2 separate regions of the Mus musculus genome follow, and region 1 is linked to region 2. Evidence: chromatin contacts called from ENCODE Hi-C or POLR2A ChIA-PET data. All regions are on one chromosome and are shown on one strand. The core of a region is the stretch at or near the end of the contact, and the rest is flanking DNA. Distances in the headings are between cores, read along the strand shown. Region 1 has its middle 36 kb from the start of Bach1. Region 2 holds the start of Mrpl39 (mitochondrial ribosomal protein L39).

What was found. Hi-C counts contacts between places; a loop is a spot of excess contacts on that map. ChIA-PET counts read pairs that join two places held with the same protein, here RNA polymerase II (POLR2A).
Region 1: a loop to region 2 is called in a map of heart, with 4 times the contacts of the local background. The contact joins the enhancer-like site here to the promoter of Mrpl39 in region 2. A Hi-C loop is called at or near these places in 1 of 37 maps with a recorded cell type or tissue (heart). POLR2A ChIA-PET finds 5 or more read pairs at or near these places in 1 of 5 experiments (embryonic stem cell).

The regions. Positions count from the first base shown.
Region 1 is chr16:87,659,986-87,665,073 of GRCm38, reverse strand. No RefSeq gene overlaps it. Among named protein-coding and RNA genes, the nearest start is that of Bach1, 36 kb to the left of the region's middle. Within about 2 kb of position 3,798, at least 1 of the 3 ENCODE cell types and tissues checked has a DNase peak (open chromatin) inside an H3K27ac peak, as active enhancers do; it is heart, where a contact is called at or near this core.
Region 2 is chr16:84,733,565-84,738,929 of GRCm38, reverse strand. It overlaps Mrpl39 (mitochondrial ribosomal protein L39), which reads left to right and starts at 3,686. Exons shown (of 10, transcript NM_017404.5): 1 at 3,686-3,776; 2 at 4,317-4,523. The coding sequence starts at 3,713. It also overlaps the pseudogene Gm26153.

The DNA of each region.
Region 1 (5,088 bases), core at 2,549-5,048, 2.9 Mb before region 2:
TGGAACCACGATACAAAAGAAGGTGCTACTGTGCCACTAAAACGTTTGTTGTCTATGCATATAGACCAGTGTGATGAAGAGACTGCTCGTGTAATACAAGTGGTTCGCAGCAAGAGTGGATATGTACATGGAGATGCAACATGTAGTAAATATTACATCGTATGTTGTATAAGGACATAATTTAGATGGTGGAATTTTCTGGAAGGGTAGCAGAGATTTGGGTAGCAGAGATTTTTGAAAGTGGTTATCCCTAGGGAATGATGGAAGGGTGGGAGGAAGATCAGAAGAGTACACCATAGGACATTTCGTATCACACAGTATTAAAATATCAAATGTAATTTAAAGGATTGTTTGGCACAGTTTTTAACATTGTTTACCAGAGATGTAATAATACTATGGAAAGCACCAATGTTTGAGGCATGGTAAAATACACACATCACAAAATTATAAAGCGGTTCTTAAAAGAAATACCAGACAATAAAAGAGACTGTGGAGTTGAAATTATTGGCACTTTAGAAAGTTTACTAAGGGAGATTTTAAACTTTGAGAATGGACACTATTTTTTTTTTAATGTAGAATCCTAACCTTGAAGAAAACACTCAACCATGTCTGGAATGAATTTTGAAGGTTTAAGGTTTAAAAATAGTTGAGAATACCAAACATAAAAAGGCATGCAACAGTCATGAGGTGCATTTAAAAATTTCTGCAGAGAATGTCAGCCATCCCGGAGTATTCTAGAAAACCTATGCACTCGCACTGTTTAAAAACAAGTTCAGATTTCTTTTTTTCTTCAGCCAGCAAAGAACCTGATTCTAGGAAGAATTTAGCTGGAGGTGTTGGCTTCAAACATGAAGATAAAAATGTTAGTCCTTCCTCAGGCTGGATAGTCTAGGCAGAAATATCTGTGTATGCAGCCTTCTGATAGGGACAAGAGAGATGGACGGAAATCACATGACTTCTAGACTTGGGAGGGAACCCCAGTTTTCTAAAATCAGGAACAGGAAAGGGAAAGAAATGTTTGTTTGAGGTAGGCGACTCCCACCCACGTGGCTTTGCAGAAAACAAAACCCGTGTCGTAATGAGTTCTGTTTCTTGTCGGTGAGTGAAAGAAACATCAAAACCCTTCCCTGGCTTTTAAAGGAATATTATCCAACTTGGAATAATTATTCTCCTTGGAAGAAAAAATGAAATTATCTAAAATAAGTATGCTGGGAACTTAATGCAGATAGAGAAATAAGCCCCTCCTTTGTGAATGAATATTCCACATTGCCGTATCTGATCATAAGTAAAATAAAATACAGGATACACTGAGTGGGTAATTGTCTGCTAACAAAGAGAATAACTTACATAAAATCCTCTGGAGGATCCTCTGAACAAAAGAAAGCTCTACAAGAACAGGGTTACCATGTAGCGATGTGTAGCCTACCTTTGGCTGACTGTCTCTTGTCCATGACAGAAATCGCTACATAGTCAAGGGAAGAGGCAATTCTTACTCTTGAGTAAGTTACAAATGTAGAATTGAGCCAGGGGTCTAGAGCAGTGCCTGTCTACACTGGAGGAGTAGTGAAGCCGGTGTTTTTAGCAGAGGTCACACTGGGCTTTGTTACTGTGTCTTCATTCTCCTTTTCCTTAGGATTTTGAAGTCTAAGGAGTTTTCATGAGGGCATCCATAAGACAGAGGAAGGACTGCTGCCCAGCTTTCATTTTGGATAACTGACTTAAGGTTTGACTTTAAATGTAAAGTGTGAATATGGCTACACATTCCTGTGCTGTGTCTCAATGAGGGGCGGAGGAACCCAGGGATTCCTGAGAAGTGATTAAACTACTTGTCACTCAAGCATCAACCTTAAGACCCGGAGCTTGGATCCCCAACACCCACATAAATGCCAGGCAGGCTTGGTGGCTTGGTGTAATCACAGATTGCTGCAGGTAGAAACGAGGGGTTCCCCCCAGAGCAAGAGAAGTAGCTAGACTAGACATAGCGGTGAGCTCTGGGTTTAGCTAGGAAACCTTGCCTCCACGGATTCCATGGAAAGAGCTCCACAGACCAACCTCAGACCTGCCCACAGACAGGCACACACATGCACACGTACGTGGGAACATATTCAGCAAATGCATAGAGCAAAGAGCAAGGCGTGGTTAGCATCCAGTCTGCTTTCCTACATAGGTTTGTAGGTCTGGCAAATGGTGGGCTACTTTTCTTTCCCCCTGTAGAAGAACCCAAATTTTGTGGATCTTCTGGGATATGCGGGTAGCAGTTCCAGTTCTGAGGACATGAGAGGATCCCAGGGGATTACTGTCCAGCCAGTCCATCCGAAGAGATGAGCTTGGGGTGCACTGAGAGGCCCCATCTCAAAACCAAGGTGGAAAACACCTAGGGGTGTGTCTCTTGCCTCCACAGGCACCTGTGCACCCAGTACTCCATTCCTGCTATGCACAAACCCACACAAATACTTCTCCCTCCTCCCTCCTCCCTCTCCCCCTCCCCCTTCCCCTCCCTCTCCCTCTCTCTCACACACAGAGGGAATGGAAGGGGACAGACAAAAAAGGAGAAATTTTTAACTAGTTAGAAAAGATGAATTTTAGGTACACCCATGGGATATTTCTCAAAAACTGTGTCAAAGTTACACGATTTTGTCTTTACATGATTGAACCGCTCAGCTTTAAAAGCAGCTGTATTCTCTCCATAAAATGTTTATAAATTCCTATCTATGAGGCAGGTTAAAACTGTATGCTCAAAATAAAACATATATGTGAGTCACATAGTTTGTGTCCCTACATTATGTTATATCCTATATTATTAGATAATACATTACATTATGTTATATCATATATTATTAGATAATATATTACATTAGGCTCACACACACTCTCACACACATTTGCTTTTGTTTTTAACATGTAACTGACTTGGTAGTACAACAGGGCAAAGGACCCATGGGCCAATTCCGTGTAAATAGAATATTGACCAATTGATTTTAGCCTTGGCCTTCCGATCTAGGTAACACGGCCACCTCCCCATCTGTTCAATTTAGTGCGACAATAGTAAGGAACACCCCCCACCCACCCCCAACTTAGCAACCCCTAATGACACTGAGCTAATTTCTGTTGTTCTAGTTTGGTAAACAGCACTGAGGAACAGCTGGGGATGGCACCAAATGCGAGCTCGGGTTTGTTCTAAGGTTCTGGTGGTTGGCGGGGTTGTGGTTTTGGTGGGTGACGTTGTAGAGAGGGGGGAAAGCCTAGAGGTTCACTCAAAGTTATCTGACCAAGATCTGTGGGGCGGTGAAAGTGTAGCTGCTTTGTAGACTTGCAAAAGGCAGAGGCTGTGCATCGAAGGATACTGGGATCAGGTCTACGAGCTCAAGACTGGAGCTTCCATTTGTTTACAGGAACCTACGGTTAAAATGAGTTCACCCTCCTCAACTGCCAGGATTAATGCCCCGGTAGAGCAGGTCTGAGCTGTTTCCAGGGGTATGGCGCAGGCAGGCAGTTGAGAAATGCAGCCCCGTGTGCCCCGGATTCCCGGCATAGGTAATTAGAGCGGATGGTCCAGTTTCCAAGAGGATCCAAAATTACAGAGAAAGAGGCTCATGTGGGGTCTGGGCTTGCCCAGCTCTGACGTGGTTTCTTGTCTCTCTAGTGAAGGTCTGAGGACTTGCTGGCTGGGATGAGAGCCACACGTGGGGTCTGGGCTTGCCCAGCACAGTCATGGTTTCCTGTCTTTCTTGTGAAGGTCTGAGGACTTGCTGGCTGGGATGAGCACTTGCGCACGTGGACAGGAAAAAGGACCACAGCTGTCAGCAGATCCGAAACTTAGCTGCTTAGAGGTTTTGTTTCATGCGTTTCCCGTCTACCCTCGGGAAGTATAAACACACCATTGCTATTTTAATCATGTGACTAGGAAAGGCGTCCTTTCAGTTCTCTAGCCTGAATATCAGTGTGAATCAAAACAGAACGCTCCGCCATGCGTCATGTGAAGTAATGACCAAAACAAACTTAGAATTTAGTGTGAGAGAATCCTTGCCTTTCTGTGGCCCTGACCTTGCATTGTATAACTTCCTATGGACTCACAACTTTGCCAAAGCTTGGGTTCACAGCACTACAGCTCGCTTTCCTTTGCAATGCCATCGCTCTACACAACGGCAATGTTACTTGGAACACCTCGGCTCAGCAGACTGCTATGTATGAAGAACCGCAGCATCTTTACTGTACACACAAAGTTTTAATTATAGAAACCAAACGCTTCATATTTCCCTCTCAGCATTCCTTGTCACCAAGGCTAAAATCAGCTTATCGTTACATTTCATTGTGTTAGAATGCTTAGGTTGTTTTAAAAAAAAAAAAATGCTACTGGAGTAGCTGACTTGAGTTTCATGGGAAAAGGTCATTAAATGAAATCTTGGATGAATTAAATGTTAGAAACTAGGACAGGCTTTCTAACAACCTCTAGAATGGTACTAAGCACACTTCTGTTGCTTTTCCTATGGATTAATACAAAGACTGTTCTCAGCAATGATGATCATAGCACCAAAACTGCAATCAGCTCGTTGAATTGACCATGTTCCACACCCTGCAGTACCACATATTTTGCTAAGATTTAGTTCTTTATGAAAAAAATTAATAAATAAAAATAAACACACCTAGAATGTGTTTATCACCAAAGTTAGGCATATATCAAAGAGGTGTTTTAAAATAAATTTATGGTTTCTTATCAGTAAATGTTTGGTTTATGTAGTTTTTTAAAATATGCCTGCATCTTTGGATTTACATAAACCATCTCTGCTGAAGAAGGAATACAGGTAGGAAAGGCTGGGAAGCCTTGCTCCAAAGCAACATTTGTATCCATCCCACCTTTTTGTGAATAACACTCAGGCTTGGGTTATTATTTTTTTTATGTCCAACGAATAAAGAAAAGATTTTTAAAAATTCCTCACTGCAGCGAGTAAAGCTAAACCACAAGCTGCTCCACAAAACTGGGAGGCATAGAACAAACTCATCTCGCTTCCCCAGGAATTGTATTCTCAAGCCACATAATCTACATTTCTTCCTGAAAGAGGATTAAAATATAACAACTACCCTGTGTCC
Region 2 (5,365 bases), core at 2,437-4,936:
AAAGAACTGGCAAGATTTTTTATTGGGTTAGGGAAGAACGGGCTGCTGTAAATGGAGGGATTGAAGGAGTCAGTTGCATTGTACATCTTTGTTCTATTATTATTTTTTAAAATCTTTTTGCAGTGCTAGGATCAAACCCGGAGCCATGAGCGTGCTAGGCAAGTATTCTCCTACTTGGCTACATCCATTGGCTTTTGAACATCTTTCCATTCAACTGCCTTTTGTATTTCCAGAGGCGTCTGACACACACTGGGAGGTTCCCGGGAAGTCAGATCACAAAGAACTTGATAAAGAATGAAAGTAGAGGAACCATACTGCTTAATTTCCTGGATCAGCAGAGAGGGAAATATACACTTTTTTTGACCTGCTTTTTATTCTTTGTTATTTCACAGCAGTATGAACCATTGAAATAGAGCCTTGATGCAAAAAAAAAAAAAAAAAAAGAAAGAAAGAAAAAAAGTGTGTGTGTGTTTATGAGGGGCATGTAAAATTCATATTACCTGCTCCTTAAATTACTTGATTTATAAAATTCAGCTTATTTCATGTGCTTCATAGAGCTGCAATTATAAGTACTATGGTTGATCCTTGGCCGTCTAATAAGTTCTAAAACCCATTACCATGTATACATTGAGGCTACAATCCCATTTCTCAGGAGCAGCTCCCAGTAAAACATTGAATGGATGTACGAGAGTTTAGCCAATTTCCAGTGGTGCCACCTTTGAGTAATGGATATAAGAAAACAAACTGAGCAATCCAGGGCAAGCAAGCCAGTAAGCATCACTCCTTCATGGCTTCTGCTTCAGTAAGTGCTTTTCCATTCCTGCCTTGGATTCCTGCCTTGACTTCCTCTAGAAGTGGAGTGTGACCAGAGAGTGGTAAGATGGAATCTTCCTCCTAAAGTTGCTTTTGCTCATCTTTAATTATAGTAATAGAAACCTTAACTAACACACAGGCATTTCTGCTGATTAAAATCCTAGCGTGCTGAACTCTGCCTGCCCCCAGCTTCATGCTGAGCTCTGTTCCTCCCAGAACGCCACTAAGATACTTCATACAACTTTTCCAGGCACAGACTCATACGTTTAGTATGTTGCATTTGGATCAAAAGAGTGAAAATATATGCGGGGCTCCCCACTTGTTCAGGAAACCATATGTATATTTGACACCATGGCCATCAGGAATGAGCCGCTTCTCATCAACCATTTCTTAAACTCATCTGCATTCAACTTGGTGCAACCTCATTCCTTTGGGATGTGGATCTTGTGATGGACAGGGAACTTGAGCTTCAGTCATGAGGCTTGATGTCCCATATTCTGCAGCTTGGTGCAGAATGACATAACAACCGACCTGGCAATGTGAATCATGGCCACTAGGGTTACCCAAAGGCATCACACATACCTGTCCAGAGCCTAGAATGGGACAGCATTGAGATCAGAGACTTGAATAACTGCCAGGAAATTGCCTCCAAGGTCCTTCAGAGCAACCCATATAGGCAACAGGCTCCATACACTACCAAGGAAGCTGCTGTTTGCAACCATCGCACACCATATCTCCATGGGGAAAGGACTAGTATATATGTCCAAATTCCTTATTGTAATTCTTGTTGTTACTAAAAGTTTTTCATAGTGTACTGTGCCTTTGAGTCTGTTCTTCAGTGTGTTCCCACTAACACCCACCAATTCAAATCACAGTGTTAGCAAAGAGTGGATTATCTGGGGAAAGGACTCAGCAAGTTTAGCAAGGAAGGGAGGGGAACAATTGGAAATGTTTAGTGACACGAAAGTACTGCAATGAATGAATCCTAATACTTCGAATGCTAAATTAAAAAAAAAAGGTGGGGGGGAAACTGTCATGAATTTGGGCAACAAGAGCCTCCTTAATGGTTGGTGGTACACGCCTTTAGACTTAGCACTCAGCAGGCAGAAGTGGGCAGATCCTGAGTTCAAGGCTAGCTTGGACTTTACTCCTGTCTCTAAGAGGAGGAGGAGGGAGAGAAGGAGGAGGAGGAGGGGGGAGGAGGAGGAGGAGGAGGAGGAGGAGGAGGAGGAGGAGGAGTGGCTCAGTTGTTCTTGCAGCGCAAAACCATCTGTAACTTCATTTCCAAGGGATCTGATGCCCTCTTCCGACCTTCTCTAGCACCAGGCAAGCATAGACAGGTATGCAGGAAAAAAATTATACATATTTTGAAGGAACTCTTGGTCAAAAGTCTATCTTGGGTAGGTCTCTCCAACTCTCCAAACGTTGCTTGGCAGACATTCAAGGCAGTTGTGTGGGTTAATAAACAGTTTTATAATTAGCATATATTCAGTACTTGTTGGTCAGTATCACCTGTGGCATCCTTCCAGCAAAATTACTTTCTGCGATAGTAGACGCTCCAATCAGCTGTGTGCAGATGTGCTTATGATTAATTTTTCTCAAGCTAACGTCCAGAGGATTGTTTTAAATGTGGCCGTGAACTATAGTTTTCGGGGTGGGGTGAAATGGACACAATCTCTAAAAGCTGTGAAGCTGAAAGCTTTCAGGGGAACCATAGAACATTTAAGGAAGAAACACACATGCACGCTCACACGCGCGCACACTTTTCCAGAGTTGATTTAGAACTTCTATTGTTAGGAAAAGGTGTGTTAAGTAGCTAAAGGCTTCTCCAGCTCCTACCTAAGCCTTCTTGAGGAGGGATTGCAGGCATCAGTCACTATTCTCGGCCGAGGACTTTACATGAGATAGGCCAGTACAATATTGAATGGTTGAATCCAAATTTATACTTACATGTCTTGCCTTAAAGATGAGGAAAGGTCTTAACACTTTCCCTATGCAATTGTAAACATGTATTATTTGGGCCAAGGAGACAGCACATTTGTGTGGCATAAAACATAGCATTTGTGACCGAGCTTACCCTTCCGCCTGGTGGCAGTGTGTGCTCCACCACAAGTTAAAAGTAGGGATCATGTGAAAATTCCTGACTAAATTTATAAAACTATATTGGTTCATTGGTTCAGCTTTGCAGAAGTAAAGAATGCTGCTCCAACGGGAACGTGCTGGCACCACAAAGGCGTTAGATGTAGCAGTGTGTTTTTACCAACCGTCATAACAAATATTTGCTGAGCTGCCAAGCACGGTTTGCGTTTCTGGGATACATCCAGGGACGAGACACAGATTCCCGGTTACTCCGTGCAGTCGTGCCTAGATCATTCGGAAAAGAGTTCTAGGACGTTCTTTGCAAAATCAACACGACGTGTTTCCAAGAGCCCAGGAACGTGGCCGACTAAACGGTGAACCGGGTTCAGCCCCACTGCAGCCGACCTGAAACTCACTTTTGCAAACCTCTTTTATTTCCACCCTCTAGAGTTGTACCCGGCGTGGCTGGCCAGACTGTCAAAGACGTAACGCAAAGAGTCCTCCTCTAATTTTTTTCTGCCGGGAATCTGGAACCCTCGTGAGACAAAGGCGCCTGTGTGACTCCTCTGTCCAATAGACACTTCTGCGACTCCTCAGGGCAGCCGGTCGTCCCCGAGCCAAGGACAAGACTCGCAGCGCGGCCAAGGGTGAGCCATCCAAGGAGAGGCGCGCATGCGCCCCCGCGTGGCTCGGCGCGCTCCTAGCATCCGGTCCCGAGCTGATCAGTCCTACGGAACCTCCGCCGCGGGTTCCGCGTTTCCGGGGGAAGAGGGACGAGAAGGACCGGGACGCCGAGCTACCTTGGCTACTTCGGGAAGCCATGGCTACCGCGGTGGGAAGGCTGGTTCTTCGGCGGCCCGGCGCGGGCGGCGGGGCTCGCTGGAGTGAGTTTTTTGTGTTCCCGGTGTGGGAAGACAATCTGGGGTGCAGGAATCAGGGAAAGAGAAGGGATGCGGGCATGGGCGGCTCTTGTGGGGGGTTTTAGGAGCCCCAGTCTTCGGCAAACATGTCCCCATCTCCCAGGGAGTGAGGACTCGCGCTTGCCTAGCCAAGTCCCTTGCTTTGGGGTGTGGAAGAAAAGTTCAGCATTTCTCATGCTAGCTATTGATCGTTTGGACACGGGGATTCCGCCTTCCTGGAGCGTTCTCCTCCCCTCCAGACCGTTTCCAACTACAACTTTGCTCTCCTTCCCAATCGAGTCTGGTTTTAGGACGCCACTGAGGAAATCGGTGGTGATGTGAGAGTAAATCAGAGCCCAGCGTTTTTGTTTTTTGTTTTTTCGTTGTTGGATCCTAAATTATTAACATTATAAAGTGGTTCAAGTTTGCCTCAGTCGAATTTTTGACTTATGTTCTGCAAAATTCTACCGTTTTCAATACTTGTTACAGGTCCAGAGTAAACTACGTACTTTGCTTTCTTAATAGGATTTATAGCGACGTCGCCAGCTGCCGAGCTGTCACCCACGGAGCTGACAGAAATGCGGAATGATCTGTTTAACAGAGAGAAAAGCAGGCAGTTATCGTTAACCCCCCGAACGGAGAAGATCGAAGTTAAGCATGTTGGGAAAACTGATCCCGGCACTGTCTTCGTGATGAATAAAAACATCTCAACCCCTTACAGTTGTGCCATGCGTAAGCAGCAGAACAATGTTGACCATTTTACACGCGCTGTGCAGAGCACTGCAGAGGGGAACATGCTGTCATTACTTGGCGAAGCTGTAGAATTTATTTGCAGCCATTTTGCCACCCACTGTCCCCTTTGTTTTGTGGGTACGGTGGGTATCGTAGCATTTCTCTGCTGTACAGGTTGTCTCCCTAGTTTGTCTGAATATGACTATGTAATATGCATGTTCTGGGAGCATTTATCTAGCAGGTCTCATTAAAGTATTTTGAGGGTTGTTTTTTTGGTTTGTTTTGGTTTGTTTTTTTCTTGAGTTTTCATTTATTCTACCTTTATCTTTTTAGTTTTTTTTTTCCCCCCGAGTATATGTCTCATCTCCTTCCTACTTGTCCCATGTTGTGGTTTTATCTAGTATAGGTACTAAATGTGTGAATGGAAACATAAGTATAGTGAATGCTGACGTTAATTGTTTTGTTTCTATTGTTAGAGAGGTCGTTGGCTGTAAAGGTACTGATAGGATTTGGATAGGGCTTCCATAGATAGGATATTTAAACTGAAATATCTCCCGAATAGTAGATAGGCACGGTTGGCTGTTGTTTAGCTTTTTAAAAGACTCTGTAATAGTACCATTAGGGTAATTGACAGCATTGGTTCTAGGTAAGGCTCTGATGTGTACTCAGTCTCCACTCTGGCAGTTAAACAAGCACTGGTGATAATGACTCATTTGATTTTCATGTATTTCGTAGCACATGCTGTGTGGTAGACAGTAGGGGATTATAGAGGAGAGTAAGACAAGCCTAAGGCCCTAATGGGACTCTGTACACACCATATGCAGAGATGAAGTTTCTGAGCC